Linked DNA regions of Homo sapiens: region 1 is linked to region 2. A link is a loop called in an ENCODE intact Hi-C map of the cell type or tissue named here. Cell type or tissue: B cell. All regions are shown on one strand. Each heading gives the region's core, and the rest is flanking DNA. Links, peaks and the distances in the headings are about the cores only.

Region 1 (8,320 bases), core at 247-8,246, 250 kb before region 2:
GGGGAGCCTGTTCAGAAATTTCTCAGCAGTCATCCTGGAGCCTACAGGCAGAGTTGGGAACCGGGGCCCAGGAAGGACTATGAGTGGTGGTGGAGCCCCCCTGGAGTTTGTTCTGCAGTCCCCCAGCCCCCTGGCTCAGCCTGGAGGCCAAACTCACCTGGGTGCTCCTCCACCCTGTCCAAGGCCTTGTGCATCAGCTGCCTGCCCACCACACGGCCCTCGCCTGGGAAGGGGTCCAGTCCATCCTCCAGGTAGACCTGATTGCGCAAGTCACTCACCTGGCAAGAAAGAAGGGCAACGACGGCAGCGGACCCAGCTCTTCAGCCCTTGGCCCCACTTTCATCCCTATTTGCCTAAACACAGGCCAAGGGTATGGTCTAATGCAACCCCCATTTTACATATGAGGAAACCCAGGCCTCAGGAGAGCCACGGTTCGTACTGCTGTCATCTCCCTCAGCCCTGCTGCTCCTGTAAGCACCCCATCCACGCCAGCTGAAGCTGCAGTACTGACACCCTCCTTGGAGACCCCCCTCTCAGGAGCCTACCGTGAAGGCAGAGTGTGAGGGGGTCAGGAGAGGACAAAGCCCCTGCTTTTTTCCAGTCTGCAGCACAAACCGCATCATCGTACATGTAACCTCACTTGCCTTATCAAGGCATAGCTCCGAGGTCCCCGCTGTGGCACGAATGCCTTAAACACCCCCGCGTCATGACTCATGCTGTTTCCTGAGCCCTGGTGACACATGCTCCCTCCCGGACACGCCCTCAGTGCGGCACTAACCCACCACCTTCTAGAACACGAAGCCTCATGGGCTCTGGTGGTGGCACCTACCCATGGGGCCAGCTCTACCTCATGTCTTTGAGTCCCAACATCTGTCCCCTCTGCTTTGCATTTGTGGCTCACAGCACTGCCTCCCACCCTACCCAGATAGCTTCAGGAGACTTGGGGGACAGCCGGGCCACTTCTGCAGGGACCCCAGGTTGTCAAGGTGTCCTGAAAGCTGGGGAGGACTAGAAGGCAGGGGCCCCGCAGCCGAGGCTGTCTCCAGGGTGCCAGCAGAGGGCGCTGCCTGCTGCTCTGTTTCGGGCCTCTCCGCTCCCTTCCCAGCCCGGCTTCAGACTTATCCTCCTGGAGGGCATCAGACTGGGGTCCCCCAGGGAGTGCAGCGGCTTCCCCTCAGAATGGGAGGTGTCTGGGGAGGCTGTGTATCCCCACTCCCTTCAAAATCCCCAAAGGTGTGGTTTGAGGAGCAGCTTATCACCTTAAAGGGGACCCCATTGGGGTACAGTCGCTGGAGCTCTGAGGGAAAGAAGCCATCCAATATGTCTCGGAGGCAGCGCTGCAAGGGAAGAGGAAAAGTGAGGGGGTGGCCTGGGCCTTGGGCCCACCCTGCCCTGCCACTGGTCTGGATGGCAGGCCCTAGATCCAGGGTCACCCAGTGCCGCACTCTGGAAACATTCAGAGTCCCAGGCCTTGGGAGAGGGGCCTCTGCAAGTCGTGTGTGGGCCTGGGTGCCCCGTGGAGGGCAGGCTGGGCCTGGGGTGAGCTGGCTTCATCATCCCCAACTAACAGTGGGCAGCAGGGGCACTAGAGCACCACCCCCCCCAACACCGCTCCTACCTGTGTGGAGGGATCGTAGAAGGGCTGGAAGGGCCCGTCGAACATCATGATGCCATTCCGGTAGAGCTTCAGCGGGATGGGCTCGAGGGTACGCAGCCGTGCCCCGCCGGGCACTGGTGTCACTTGGGTGTCACCCTCTACCACCAGCTCACTAAGATCCTGCAGGCTGGCCAGCAGCCTGTCAAAGTCCACCTCAGGGGGCGCCAATGAGTCCCCTGGCAAAGAGGACAGACACCTGTGAGCCGCCTTTTGGCTGTCATGTCCCTAGCAGCCCTAGCCTCTGTGGCTCCCTCCCAAGCTGGGCAGTGGTCTTAATGTCTCCTTAACTGACTGCCTGGGGAAAAGGACAACGCTAGATAATAACAGCAGCTGTCTTTTATTGAGCACTTATTTTGTGCTAGGGGTTTACTATCCATATTCCATTCCCACTTCTTATCAAGCCTATCTATAAAGGCTATAATCACCTCCATTTTTTCAGATGAGGAAACTGAGGGTTAGAGAAAGTTACATGGCTTGTGAGAAACACAGTAGTAAGCAGCAGAAGCAGGATCTGATCCCAGATCTGTGTCAGGCACTGGGTTGGCAGCTGAAAAGTACAGGGCAGAGCTCCCAGCTCTGGATCGAGGCCTTCTGGGTTCAAATCCCAGTTCCTCCCTTCTATCTGTGTGACCTTAGGTCATTTAATGCTTGTGCTGCAGCATTCTCTTCTAGAATGGATGACAGTAGTATCTGCCTCCTAGGATGGCTGTAAGGCTCCAAGAAGTAACCATGTTAAGAGCCAGCTTGGAACACGCACCCTGTCCATGTTTGCTACTGTGCCCAACTCCACCTTGCACACATGGTCCTTACGCCAACCCTGAGGCTTAAGGCAGGGGTAATTATTTTTATTTATTTGAGATGGAGTTTCACTCTTGTTGTCCAGGCTGGAGTGCAATGGTACAATCTTGGATCACCGCAACCTTGCCTCCTGGGTTCAAGCGATTCTCCTATCTCAGCCTCCTGAGTAGCTGGGATTACAGGCATGAGCCACCACACCCGGCTAATTTTTGTATTTTTAGTAGAGATGGGGTTTCATCATATTGGTCAGGCTGGTCTCGAACTCCTGACCTCAGGTGATCCGCCCGCCTTGGCATCCCAAAGTGCTGGGATTACAGGTGTGAGCCACCACGCCAGGCTGAGGCAGGGGTTATTTAGTTCCATTTTACACATGAGGAAACAGGCCCACAGAGATGAAAAATGACTCGTCCCAAGCCACTTGGTGAGAGGAGGAACTGGGAAGGGAGCCGGGGCTGACTCTCAAGTCTGTTTCCCCCACCCATCTGCACCATCAGGAGAGGGAGGTCAGAAGAGGGACAGATGGCTCTCAGGGAGGATGTAGGGACAGCTGCTGGCCAGAACAGATATGGGACAGACCTTAGGTTGTGCAACTATTTCTGGGTCACAGACCCCTTTGAGAAGCTGACAAAGCTCTGGCCTCCTCTTCTGAAACACGTGTGGCGCATACAGCTGTGTTCTGGCTTCAGGGGAGAATACGGAGCGGTGGGGACAGCCGTGACAGACAACAGAGCAGAAAGGTGGAGGGCAGGTAGATGCTGGCTGGGTACAGACCAGGGGCCTGTTCTGTCATCTTTGATGGGACCTGGCCCCCAAGTAAGTCATCTGTTTGGGTGTGCCCTACAACACACCAATAACTTTTGGGGCCTCAGAGAGGCTGTTTTTCAACAGGACAAGCAGGCTGCGGCAGGATGTGGGTCAGGGCTCTGGGGACCTAATTCCTTTCCTCTCAGTGGTGCAGTGGCTGTACCAGGGAGGTGCAGATGTGTTTCCTGTTGCTTTTGCAGCAGGTGAAATGGTAGGCCCCAGCTGGCCTTCTCCTCTCCCCTATATTTCCTACCATTGAAGGGGCTATACCTGCCCCCAGCCCCTCCGGGGGCTCCCCACATAGTCCCTGAGATTCCCAGGAAAAACTCGCCTAACAGAATGATACCAAGACACTTTTCTTTTAACAACTACCTTAAGGACAAATAGGCAAACCTAAAAACAATAGCAGAATAGATCATCTCATACAATGCCTGCCTCAACCCTTTTTTTTTTTTTTCCGAGAAAGGGTCTCCCTCTGTCACCCAAGCTGGAGTATAGCGGCACAGTCATGATACTGCAACCGTGACCTCCCGGGTTCAACTTATCCTCCCACCTCAGCCTCCCAAGTAGCTTGGACCACAGGCAGGCATCACCACACCCTGCTAATTAATTTAAAAAAAAATTGTAGAGATGGGGTCTCGCTGTGTTACCAGGGCTCTGTCTTCTTTATAGATGGGGAAAGTGAGGCCCAGAAAGGTCAGATGACATGGCCTGATCAGACCAGACAGAGCCAGGAAGAGCACCAAATACACCAACTCCTAATTCAATGCTCCTGCCGCCTCCCAGGGCCGGGGGTTTTTCAGGCTGATGAACATGGGTGGTTGACATGGGATGGGGTGAGACCAGGGAGGATGCCAAGAAACGACGAAGGGGAAGAGAGAAGCTTGCCAAGAAAATGGCCCTGGCTTAAAGAAGTAAAAGCAGGTGGCCCAGGCAGATGCTGGATATGATAGAGTGGAGATGAGACCAGGGGCCAGGAAGAAGGAACCACAGCTCTGGGCAAACCAGCACTGAGAGAATGAGGTGGGAAGAGCTACCACAGCAGGGCCTTGTGAAGCCAGTGAGCCCCCACCACCCCACCAGGGTTCAACTGAGGCCTGACCCGTGGATGGAGAGAGGTGCAGCTGGGGAGTCACACAGCAGGAGTAAGGTCAGAGGGCAAGTCCTAGGTCTGCCCTGAGCTAGCAGCAGAACTCAAATGGAAAGGCACTTCCTCTTTGAGCCACAGCCATCCTTTCTGTGCAATGGGGAGATGGTAAGAACCCTGTACTGCCTGCAAGATCCAGCTGGTGAACCTGTCTGTAAATGACAGCCCTGTGCCAAGCGCCAGGAGGCAGGCATCACCATTTCTGTTTTACAGATAAGGAAATTGGGCCTTATGAGCTGTCACGCCCCAGATCATGCAGCTTGCAGGGCCCAAGTGACTCAGCCTCAGTGCTCAGTGATCACATAGGCTGCCTCTCAATATTGGTTCTTGAGAGGCTGCTTACTGGGGTCCCTTTTCCAGGGAGAGTGGCAATGCTGGGAGATCACCTCTGAGGCCTCATCCAACTTTGAGAGCCCACGAGTGTATTAAAATGAGAAGGGAGCTCAAGTCCAAGCTCTTTGTCCCAACTCCCAAGACCCTTACTTAGCACCCAGCCAACCCTCAACATGCCCCTCGCCTTGCGCTCTGGTGGGCACTGGAGGGCACTTCCGAGCTCTGTAACCCTGGGCCTCTATGGGCCTCAGCTTCCTCTTCTGTACAATGAGGACGATAAAAGTTTCCACACTTCACAGGGCTGCTGTGAGGCTTGGAGGAAGCGTTTGGCAGATGGTGGCTGTTGTTGTCCCTAGCACCGCCTACTCATCGCTGGGCTCAAGCTGTGCCCACTCACCCCTACCTCCTCCAAGAAGCCTTGCTAGGAGCCACCCCCAACCTGCCTTGAGGCTGCATGCCTGGAGCCCTTGCACCTACTCCCTTGGCCCTCGTCACAGGCCGCTGCTTTCTGCTTGCTTGTTTGCCTTCCAGCCATGCTGGGCACCCCTTGAGCTCAGGAGCATTGAGCCCTGGGCCTGGCCCAGAGTGGCTGGGCCACTAAAAGCAGGGTTGGATCCTGCTTTCCAGAAATGTCTGAGCACCCGTGCTCTGCTAGGCCCTGCCCATCATGGCGATGCCCACGCCCAGGGTCCTGCCATCCTCAGGCTCAGACTCAAGTGAAGAAGACGGGGCGGCAAATGGCGACAATGGCATGTGTAAGTATCACTGTGGGGGCTGTGGAGCCCAGAAGAGGGCCAGACCCTACCATGCTCAGTGGAGAGGTGGCAGCCCCTCACTGCACAAGTGCCCAGGGCACCCCGGCAGCTCACGCGGTGCCGCCCTCCATGTGCCTGCCCTTGACCCTCAGGCAAAGACGGCTGCAACAGGAAGTGGAACCACTATTACCACACACCTGCAAGCCAGGCCCCGCTCTGGGGACTTTACTGCAGTCACTCTGCTCTTCAGAGGAGCCAGTGCAGGAAAGGAGGCCCTGCAGGTCTGGTCCCCGCCAGAACACTCAACCAGCCTGTGGACTGGCAGGATCTGAACTCAGGCCTGCCGGGTCCCACCTGCAGCTCTCTCTGGCCCCTGCCATTGAGCTACGCACCACCCTGTCCCCACCTCATCATGTGCAGATGACTGTTCCAATGTGCTCTGATCATCCAAGCCTGGGCACACGGGCATCACAGCCAATCACATGCAGCTACACACACCCTTGCCCATGTGCCAAGCACTGGGACATGCATGACAACAGCTAGGTGACAGTGGCTGTCACAGTTTATTACCACATCCATTCAGTGGCCCTAGGAGCCCGTCAGCACGACTGAGGAGGAAATGAACTCAGAGGGGGTCAGCGATCTGCTGATCTGGGGTCTGACCCGACCTGAACCCTGCCTCAGCCAGAGCTTTTAGCCCCTTCCCTCAAGCAGAGCCCTCCCCACAGAGCAGCACAGCCCACACAGGGCAGTCAGAGTTTGCTGGCGGAGGTTGGATTTGCCCTGAGCTTCAGAGGGGAGGGAAGCGGGCAAGGCGCTCTGTGGGGACAGAGCAGGAGCAAAGGCTGGAGGCAGAAGTGCAGGTGGGGAGGGGTCAAGCCAGGTGGCTCTGGGATTGAAGGGCAAGCCCAGGGGCAAGTCACGCAGGCTGCGGAGTCAGGGGGCCTCCAACCCAGACTCAGGAGTGTGGGGCTTGAGAGGAAGGAGGGAGGCGTGTGGGGTGCTGGCAGGGAGAGGTGGAGCCATGGAGGGAGGCAGGGACTGACTTGGGTAGGGGAAGTGGGGATTTCAGAGGGGGATGAGAGGGTGAGGATTCTCAGGGGAACAGGGAAGTAGTGAGGAGTGAGGAGCTCAGAGATGCAGAGGGTGGGGGGGAAGGGAGAACTTCAGAGCTGACCAGAGCTCTCAGCCCCGAGGCCCAACACCTGGCCCCAGTGGCGTGTGACCAGAGCAGGACTGTCCCTTTCATGTCTCCACAGACCCTGAAGCACCTGGCACAGCATGCTCTGTGACGCTGGCAGAGAGAGGGGGAGAGTGAGCGATCCAGCCTGAGGCCAAGCCCCTTCATGGCCCCACCGGCCCTCCTCCCTAGGAGTCCCAGGCTCCAGGAAGTTTGATCACCCCACTGGCTCGGCACAGACGGCCCTGGCTCACCCTCCACAGGCCTCCACCCCAGCGCCTGTGGGAGCCTCTCCAACAGAGGGAGAGCAGAGCAATCAGCCGAGTGTCAGGCAGGCCAGCGGGGGCCAGGCTGTGAGCCTGAGGCCCCTGGGCGGAGCAGGGTGGCACCTGGGGAGAGAGGAACGGGGACGCCGGAGAGATGTCCCAGGAACAGAAGCTGCTAGCGACGAAAAACGTCATTCATCTGGCAGAAAGAGCCGAATCAAGGCCCCCCGCCCATGCTGAAAAAATCAAAGAACAAAAGAAGGAAGAGAACGCACGGAGGGACCACAGATATGGCCAGGGCCTCCAAGATGGAGGGCAGGGTTTTTCACAAGTTACTTTGACTTGAGGCACTCAGAGCACAAACAACCAAACAGGGCAGAGTAGGAATCCACAGAGCCAGGTCCAGAAACCAGCCACCTGGCAAGGAGCAAGGAGGTCCCCCCTGGCCAGGAGGAAGGCTGCCCTGCAACAAGATGGCAGGCCTACCTGAAGCCTGAGCCCAGCCCGCCACAGCAGGGCCCAGGGTGCGGCACTTGTGGGCCTCTGGCCTAGATCCAGGATAGACATTCTCAGAGCACCTGCAGCCACCCAATAGGGCCTCACCTCTCACTCATGCCAGGGGTCCCTTGAGAACTCTCCCCACGACACCCACCCTGGGTTCAGTTAGAGCTTTGGAGTTGGCATGCCTGGGCCTACAGTGCCCTGGGCAGCAGGGACACGCTCCCCTTCCTAGCATCATAGGGACTGCACAGCCCCCAGCTTTGCTGTGTCCCAAGTGTACTCAGCATCTTTCCCGCAGCTGTGCTCCCTCGGGTTATCCCTGACTCCTCTGGTCCTCTCCCTCATGTAAAGACACCAAGGCCACGGATTCTACTTAAATCTCTCTGCCCATCCCTTCTCACCATCCCCACCCTCAAGCTGGGCATCATCTCATCTTCTGCCTCAGTGACCAACTGCCTTACAGTGGGCTGTCAGCCTTAAGTCTTGCCCCTCTTCCCTCAATAATGAGTCCACAGACTCCTTAAGTGCCTCCCTTTACCCATCTGTGAAATGGAGTAACTCCTGGCCCCTGTCAAGGCTATGAAGATGCTGGCAGGGCACAGTGGCTCACAACTGTAATCCCAGCACTTTGGGAGGCTGAGGCAGCAGGATCACTGGCATCCAGGAGTTCAAGACCAGCCTTGGCAACGTAGCGAGACCTCGTCTCTACAAAAAATAAAGAAAATCAGCTGGGTGTGGTGGCACGTGCCTGCAGTCCCAGCTACTCAGACAGCTGAGGTGGGAGGATCACTTCAGCCCAGGAGGTTGAGGCTGCAGTGAGCCATGACTGTGCCACTGCACTCAGCCCAGGCAAAAGTGAGACCCTGCCTCAAAAAATAA
Region 2 (8,320 bases), core at 85-8,084:
GAGCAGAATCCAGGTCAGGGCTCTGGTTACCTGTCACCCAGGCCAGGATGCCCCTGCAGTTTATTTACTCATGGAATTTGGGCTGGCTCTAAGGAGTGATGGGAGGGGCTCAGGCCAGCTGTCCTGCTCCTTTTGGTAGAGCTGCGCTTGCCAAGAGCCTGGAAGTGAGCATCTGGGCACGTGAGCTGGAAAGGGGGTGCTGGTGGCCGCTCAAGGCTAACCAGGCCCATTGCCTGGCATGTGGCACTCATGGCATTTCTTAGGGCTTCCACTTCCCAGTGTGAGGGTCATTCCCTCACCCCTGCTATCTCTGCTTCCCCTGGGCCCCTTCCTGTAGCCCCCTAGCCCCTGTTGCTGGTTTTGTGTTTTGCCAGAAGCACCAGGACTAGGTGACAGTGGTGTGACCTTGGGGAGGTTCCTTGTACACTCTGGGCCTTGGCTTTCTCATCTGTATATTGGAAAAGACCACATCCCCTTCACAGGGTGGCTGTGAGGTCACAGGAGATGCTGGCTATGGAGGGTCTTTGGAAGCTGCTTAGGCAGGGACAGAGCATGGTGTTAGAGCAAATCCGGGTTCCAGTCCTGGCTCCATCCCCACCATTTAACCAGAAGCTCTTCTCCCTTCTGAGTCTCAGTTTCCTGAGCTGTAAGTTGGGGAAACAGTGTCTGTCTCACAGGAGCAATGTGAAGGACGATGAGATAGTAACTGCCTGGCACATGGCAGCTTCGGTGCCAGCACCGAAAATGTCCTAGTATATTGCTCAGCTCAGCTTCCTGCCAGTGACCCCACCTTCCAGACCTAGGTTGGCTTGAACACCAGACCTGCCATAAGCTTGACCTTTGAGATGGATGCAGGATTAGTCCTGATGTTTACCTTGACTCAGCTTCCTAAGATGAGGTGACTGAGCTGGGTAGGATAGGGCAGGTGAGGGAAGTATTCTCGCACCACTTCTCTGTGGGTTGCTGTGGCAACCTTGGACCAGCAGAGGCCAGTAAATAGTGTGGACTGGGCCCCTTGGTTTAGCTCAGCCCATGTCTGCAGAATCTCCTCCCACAAAGTAGCTACCTCTTGTTGCCTAGTAACAAAATGAAGAACTGTAGGTTCCCAGTGAAGAAACACGGTGTTCAGATCTCAGGGCTGAGGTTCTGGGGGTTGCAGAGGAGCTTGCAGCATTTAGGGACCTGTGCTGAGTACAGCTTCTCACCTCAAGAACTGGAGGAGCTTACTGGGAGATGGCAGGAGCTTGCCGAGGCAGGTAACCTTTTGCTCCCAAGCCTATGACTCTTGCTCTAGAGCAGAAGATCCTGGGGTAGGAAGAGAGACAGGGCTGGAGATGGATGGGACATGGAGTCTCGAATGCCACTTAAGGAAGAGAAAGAGCTTAACCTATGCCTAGCATCATACCAGGTGCTTTGCATTTAGTTCTAACTACATCCTTGGAGGTAGATTGTTACTGTCCCCATTTTACAGATGAGAAAATTGAGGTTCAACATCACATAGCTGGTGGGCAATGAAGACAAGTCTTGTTTGGCTTCAAGGTCATTCCTCATAGTCCAGAGAACCCTGAGTGCTGAAGAGGAGGAGCACTGGCTTTCTGTGATTCCAAGTGGGACCAGTCCTGGGCACCTGCTCATCCATCTGTTGTCCCAGCCACCAGTGTCCCTAATGCCCACTTCTGGGCTTAATACACCAGGGGGCGCTCAACCTGTGGTCCGGACCTCATCACTTTGTGCAGTGGAATGAGCTGGCAATGGGCCACTTTATCCTAATCAGACATTCGGTGCACCCTGTTGTTCACAGGAGGGCCTAAAATGAAGTCAATATCCCCCACCTTCGAGAAGCTTCCAATCTTTGGGCAGAGGGTAGAGACAGGAAAGCCATGTGGTAGGCGCTATGATGGGGCAAGAGCACAGCTGTGGGCACATAGAACCTCTGCTCTGTGCTAGGCCCATGTTGGGCAGAGACGTATACCACCACCTTCCAGGTGCCCACATTTCTCTCCGTAGCATGACGAGATGAGCACGTCCCCGGGAACCCAGCTGATGGCATCTGAGTTCAGGGCTGAGTGTGGACCAGAGACATGGTCATTGCCGTGCATGGCCGAGGAAGAAGAGTTGGGGTGGGCTCTAGGGCACAGGCCATGTTCCCTGCGGAACTGGCATTTGGCTGGGACTCAAAAGGCAGGATTTGGGCAGCTGGAGAAAGAATTGGGCCTTCCAGGTGGCAAAGAGGCAGGGAAGAGAGTCAGGGATTCTGAGTTCAGAATCCTGCACCTATTTTTTATTTGCCTTGTAACCTTGGGCAAGTCATTTGCCTTGCTGAGGCTCGGGTTCTTTCCTGAAAAATGAAAGGAGAATAAAGCCTATTTCTCAGGGCTACCTGGAAAAGAGAATGTGGTACATATAAATTAAAGTATCTAACAGGGCTTGTGGCACAATGTTGCTGTTTAATGCTTGTTTATTTTATTCATTTCAGGCAGAAAGCGGGATTTGGGATTTGGGATTTGGCTTTTAGCAGCAATAGTGTGGATAGCCATCCAGGGTGAGAACTCTCTGGATCCCCTCAGCACCTAGGTGCACGTGGTACCCTAAGGCACACCGGGGCTCCATTTGCCCTCCCTCCCTTCTGGGAGTGGACTGGGCATCCCAGGCCCCCTCCCCCAGCTATCTCCGGAGCTGGACCCCTTTGAAGCGCCTGCAGGTCTATTTTGAGAGCTGAGCGTCTCCCCTCCCCTCCTCTCTTCCTGTTTATGAAACCCTGATCCCTCCCGGATCCCTCATGCTCCCCTGGCCAGAGCTTAGGCAGGATGTGACTGTGGACTTCAGGGAGCCTTGGGCAGCCTCAGGTGTTGGGAGGAACTTCCCTTGGCCTGGTCAGAGAAGGCCAGCCACCCTCCTAGTACCTGGGGCCCTGTGGCTGGGCTCTGTCCCTTCAGCCTGCCCAGGGGAGACCCCACAGCAGTAAGACTAAGTAAACCTGGGAGAAGTTCTGTTTCCAACATCCCCTTGTCTCTGTGGCCCATTTTGCTTCTAGAAACAATCTGAGAGTGGAGCATATTGTTCTAACCTTCATTTTACAGAGGAGGAAACCGAGGTTCAGACAGGGAAACAGATTTGCCCGGGAGCACCCAGCTAGTGAGTGGCCAGCTCTTCCTGACTTCCCACTCTACCCTCCTGGCCTTAAGCCCCTTGGTCACACAGGTCTTTCTCTACCTGGAGTGTCTTTTTTTCCTCCTTTCTGCCTGGCCAACATTTGTTCATCCTCAGGACCCAGCTGGGCTGCCCCTCTCTGGAAGGTCTTTCTTGACTTCATGCACTGGCAAATAGTCACCACCTCTGGGCACCCACAACACCTTGATTATGGCTGTCTCAGGATAGTTGTGGTTTTTTGGTTTTGTTTTTGTTTTGAGGCAGGGCCTCCCTCTGTTGCCCAGGCTGGAGTGCAGTGGTACAACCACAGCTCACTGTAGCCTTGACCTCCTAGGCTCAAGTGATCCTCCTACCTCAGCTACCGGAGTAGCTGGGACTACAGGCGCACGCCACTATGCCCAGCCAGGAGTTCAACACAAGCCTGGGCAACACAGGGAGACCCATCCTCTACAAAAAACAAAATTTTTTTTTGAGATGGAGTTTCACTTTTGTTGCCCAGGCTGGAGTGCAATGGCACGATCTTGGCTCACCACAACCTCCGCCTCCTAGGTTCAAGCGATTCTCCTGCCTCAGCCTCCGTAGTAGCTGGGATTGCAGGCATATGCCACTATGCCCGGCTAATTTCATATTTTTAGTAGAGACGGGGTTTCTCCATGTTGGTCAGGCTGGTCTCGAACTCCCGACCTCAGGTGATCCGCCCACCTCGGTCTCCCAAAGTGCTGGGATTACAGGCATGAGCCACCGCGCCCGGCCCTCTACAAAAAATTTTTTAAAAATTAGCCAGATGTGGTGGTACGCACTTGTCCTCCCAGCTTACTCCATAGGCTGAGGTGGGAGGATCGCTTGAGCCCAAGAGGCTGCAGTGAACCATGATTATGCCACTGCACTCCAGCCTGGGCAACAGAGTGAGACTCTGTCTCAAAAAAAAAAAAAAAATGCCGGACACAGTGCCTCACACCTGTAATCCCAGCACTTTGGGAGGCCGAGGCGGGCAGATCGCCTGAGCTCAGGAGTTTGAGACCACCCTGGGCAACATGATGAAACCCTGTCGCTACTAAAATACAAAAAATTAGCCAGGCATTGTGGAGTGTGCCTGTAGTCCCAGCTACTCGGGAGGCTGAGGTACGAGAATCACTTAAGCCCAGGAGACGGAGGTTGCAGTGAGCTGAGATCTCACCACTGCACTCCAGCCTGGGCAGCAGAGTGAGACTCCCTCTCAAAGAAAAAAAAGGCTGTGTGCGTGCAGCAACTGCTCAATCAGTAGGAGGCACACTTACCATCATCTCTCCATGCCAGTCCTGACCTAGTGTTGGAGGCCAGCTCCCCCTCAAGGCTGCCAGGGAGCTGTGGACCCCTCCTCACCTGCCTGGAGGCACGCTGGGAGATGTGTCTGAGGACATCTGTCCCACTGAGGGAGGGGGTAGCGCCTGGAAGGGCCCTGCAAATGCTGCCAGCTGGGGAAGGGGCTTTTGGTGTCCGTTAGGGCCAGGATTGGCAGGTGGGCTTGGCTACAGCTGGCAGGGTGGGAACCCTAGAGACCACGGATCAGGCCTGGGGGCTCTGGGCTTCTCTTCCAGCTGCCCTGTAGGAGGAAGTAAATAAAGAGGAAGTCCCTATGCGGGGGATGGGGCAGGGACCAAGGGATGTGGGCTGGTGGCTGTCCTCCCCCCGCCCGCCACCAGAGGCCTCAGGGCCCACACAGCCTTCAGCAAAGGCAGTTCTGAGACTGTTTCCTTCCTGTTGCCCCTTCTGGTACCCTGCTGGCCACAGAGGCTCGTGTGGACTAGGCCCCTTGGTTTATCTCAGCCCGTATCTGGAGAGTCTCCTCCCACAAAGTAGCTACCTCTCTACCTTCTTTGCATCTGAGGGACCAGGGGTTGGTAGGGAGGGTGAGCTTTGGGGCTTCCGAGAGCTGCCCCAGCCTCCAAACCCCTGTCTGAGGAAGCTGGAGAGCAATGAGAGGCTTGGCTGAGGGAGGCATCTTTCACAATCTCCCGGCAGCCATCCACCCGCAGAGACTCTGCAAGGACAGGGAAGGGGAAGTCCGTGTGTGCGTGGGGGCATGTGTTTCTGCATAGGGGTTGTCTGCGGACAGGGTTTCCGATCATCGGCCTGAGTGTGTGTGTGTGCATGTCAGTGCCTGTGCTGTGCTGGTATGAGTGATGAAATGAGGCCACGTAGAAAGGGGCTGGGCCTGGTCAACCCCTGCCCCATAGCTGCCTGCTCCTCCTCTCAGACCTCTGTGAGGTCCTTGGTCAGGCTTTCTGCCCGCCTTACCCATCCTGGGGCTTGGGACTGGCAGCCTTCTTCGGGGCAGCTGAGCAGGGCAGGACCGGAGGGGGGCCACTGGTGCCTGCTTTCTGGGCTGCCATTGTGGGTGGGCATAGCCATGGGAAGGATGCTATGGAGGGGTGGGACACAGTATCTAAGCTCTGGACTGGACAGTCGGACAGTGGCCTTTGCTGACTTTTGCCCCACATTCTCTCAGGTCCTCCCCTCACGTGGATGTTTGCGGGTGCTGATATGCCCACTGTGACACTGCGTTATCGCCTTGTGACTTTTGTCTCTGCTCTTGTCTCTCCTCCTTAGAGTCAGAGGACATAGGGAGAGGTGTGCCCCTGGGCCTTCCCTGGGGTCATGGGCTTGGGGTCTGCAGTGTCCCCTCCTCTATAGAGGAGCCTGACCCATCATCTGCCCCTCCTCCCTGCAGAGGGGGAAGTGAGAAGGAGGGGGGCCAGAGACCCTGCCTTCTGGGCCAGGAAGGCTAAAAAAAGCAGAAGTAGGAAGAGTAACGGGGCCCTCTGGTCACCGGCTTGAGCCCCACCATGCAGACCCCAGCAGATTTCCCCAGGGTTGAGAGAGACTTGGTTCCCTGTCCCAGAAAGGTGAGCAGAAGAGTCGCCTGCCTCCAGCGGTGTCTGTCACCATGACTGGGCAAGGAATGGGTTTGGGGGTGGCTCTGTCCCTTGGGATTTCTGGGTGGTTTCCTGTCTCTGTCCCCAGGGAGTGCTCTCAGTCAGAGGCAGACAGGTGAGGTGGAGGTTCAGATCTCAGGGTGGGGTGTGCAGGTATTGCCATGTGGGCTTGGCCCCCTCTTAGTCCCTCTTTGAGCCAGGCTTTCTGCCTGTCCCGCCAGGAGGTTACACTCAGGGGTCTGATTTGACTGCAGTTTTGTGGTGTTTTTGTGGGGCTGTTCCACCCACTCCTCCATCTGTCAGGAAGGGTTAGGTATCTTCCCCTGAAGATAAGATTGTGTCTCCGAGGGCCAGGACCTACAGTGGGAGGTCACAGACGGACCCTAGTACTGAAGGAGAAGGGGTTTTAGGCAGATGTGGGTGGGCAGGACGTGGCTCTGGCTGATTGACCTGCCCACACTTTCCTGGCATTTGATGCCTGCTGACCCCAGGCCAGGCAGTAAGCAGGGAGGCGCCTGGGTCCAAGCTACCTCTGCCACTGTTTGCTTTGAGCCTTGGTGAGTCACTGTCTTCTGGGCCTCAGTTTCCTATTCCTGGAATGAGGATAACAGTTTTTAGGATATGATCAGAGTCAAAGACATCAGATTGCACTCAGGAGATAGTCCTCTCAGCTACTGTCTGGGTCCCCCTCAGGTCTTGGCATAGGAGGAAAATCCTAGGGAAATGGGAGATCTCAGAGGTGGGTCTGCAAGAAATACGAGAGTCCTCTCCTGAGTGGTGGGAGTTTGCAGATTGTCTCCCCTCATCTCTTTCCCCACCCCAGGTACAGCAGCAAGAACCCACAGCTCTGCCCTTAACCCCTTCCTGGGGATCCCTGCCCTGCTGCCTGCCCGTGTGTCTGCCAGGTGTCAGACCTATCTGCCCTAGGTATTGTCAGTCTGCTTGGGGCTCGCTGACTCTCCCGCTGTCTCTCTTTGCTGCCTACCTCTGTCTGTGGTTGGGTTCCAATCTCTGTCTCCACTTGATAAGTGCCTGACTTCACCTTTTGGGTACATGTCACATGTTAGGTGCCTGTTGTTCATGTCCCCTTCTGTCTCTGCCTGTTGGGTTTATGTCTTCATCTGTCTCTGCCTGTTGGATACCTGTCCCCTTCTGTCTTTGCCTGTTGGGTTTGTGTCACCATCTGTCTCTGCCTTTTGGATACATGTCCCCTTCTGTCATTGCCTGTTGGTTTTTTTTTTGAAACGGAGTCTCACTTTGTCGCCCAGGCTGGAGTGCGGTGGTGCGATCTTGGCTCACTGCAGCCTCCCCCTCCCAGGTTCAAGCCATTCTCCTGCCTCAGCTTCCCAAGTATCTGGGATTACAGGTGCCCACCACCACGCCCAGCTAATTTTTTGTATTTTTAGTAGAGACGGGGTTTCACCGTGTTAGCCAGGATGGTCTCGATCTCCTAACCTCGTGATCCACCTGCCTCGGCCTCCCAAAGTGCTGGGATTACAGGCGTGAGCCACCACGCCCAGCCTGCCTGTTGGGTTTATGTCCCCTTCTGTCATTGCCTGTTGGGTTGGTATTCTCTTCTGTCTCTGCCTATTGGAGATGTGTTCCTCCTGCCTTTGCCTGTTGGGTACATGTCCCCATCTGTCTTTACCTATTGGGTATATGTCCCCATCTGTCTCTGGCTGTTGGGCTTGTGTCCCTATCTGCCTACACACATTGGGGATGAGTCTCTGTCCACCTCTGTCTGTTAGATATGAGTCCCCTCCTGCTTCCCCTTGTCAGGTACGTGTCTCCATCTGTTTTCTATTGGATATGAATTCCTCCTGCCTCTGCCTGTTGGGTGCGTGTCCTTATCCTCCATCCCTGCCTGTTGGGTATGTGTTCTCTCCTGCCCCTGCCTGTTGGATGCCATTCTTTCTTTTTCTTTTTCTTTTTTTTTGAGATGGAGTCTTGCTCTGCCACCCAGGCTGGAGTGCAGTGGCGCTATCTCGGCTCACTGCAAGCTCCGCCTTCCAGGTTCATGCCATTCTCCTGCCTCAGCTCCCGAATAGCTGGGACTACAGGAGCTGACCACCACGCCTGGCCAATTTTTTTTTTTTTTGTATTTTTAGTAGAGACAGGGTTTCATCATGTTAACCAGGATCGTCTCGATCTCCTGACCTCATGATCCGCCCGCCTCAGCCTCCCAAAGTGCTGGGATTACAGGCATGATGGATGCCATTCTTACCTGTTTCCACCTGTTGGGTGCCTGCTTCTGC

Evidence for each region. A loop is a pair of places that touch in the nucleus more often than their neighbours do. Peaks named below come from ENCODE experiments on the same cell type or tissue, not always from the same donor. Only the 100,000 strongest peaks of a DNase experiment are listed, where the experiment ranks them.
Region 1: a loop joins it to region 2, with 23 times the contacts of the local background. A loop is called at or near these places in 2 of 110 quality-filtered maps.

What each region holds. Positions count from the first base shown.
Region 1 is chr1:26,284,205-26,292,524 of GRCh38, forward strand. It overlaps UBXN11 (UBX domain protein 11), which reads right to left. Exons shown (of 15, transcript NM_001389556.1): 9 at 1,619-1,833; 10 at 1,260-1,337; 11 at 158-278; 12 at 1-41. Among named protein-coding and RNA genes, the nearest start is that of SH3BGRL3, 8.3 kb to the left of the region's middle. RefSeq lists enhancers at 1-263, 389-478, 1,159-1,308, 5,243-5,522, 5,533-5,672 and 4 more. In B cell, for the core only: a CTCF peak has its summit at 1,076 (motif pointing right); DNase peaks (open chromatin) are centred at 757, 1,007, 5,117, 5,677 and 5 weaker places; H3K4me3 peaks cover 4,535 bases; H3K27ac peaks cover 8,000 bases.
Region 2 is chr1:26,537,187-26,545,506 of GRCh38, forward strand. The region is part of intron 2 of RPS6KA1 (ribosomal protein S6 kinase A1); the gene reads left to right. Among named protein-coding and RNA genes, the nearest start is that of RPS6KA1, 12 kb to the left of the region's middle. RefSeq lists enhancers at 1,804-1,983, 4,367-4,416, 4,427-4,476, 5,149-5,793, 8,292-8,320 and a silencer at 4,857-4,906. In B cell, for the core only: CTCF peaks have their summits at 1,736 (motif pointing right), 4,868 (motif pointing right) and 5,072; DNase peaks (open chromatin) are centred at 1,035, 1,735, 4,815, 6,055 and 3 weaker places; H3K4me3 peaks cover 2,870 bases; H3K27ac peaks cover 7,477 bases.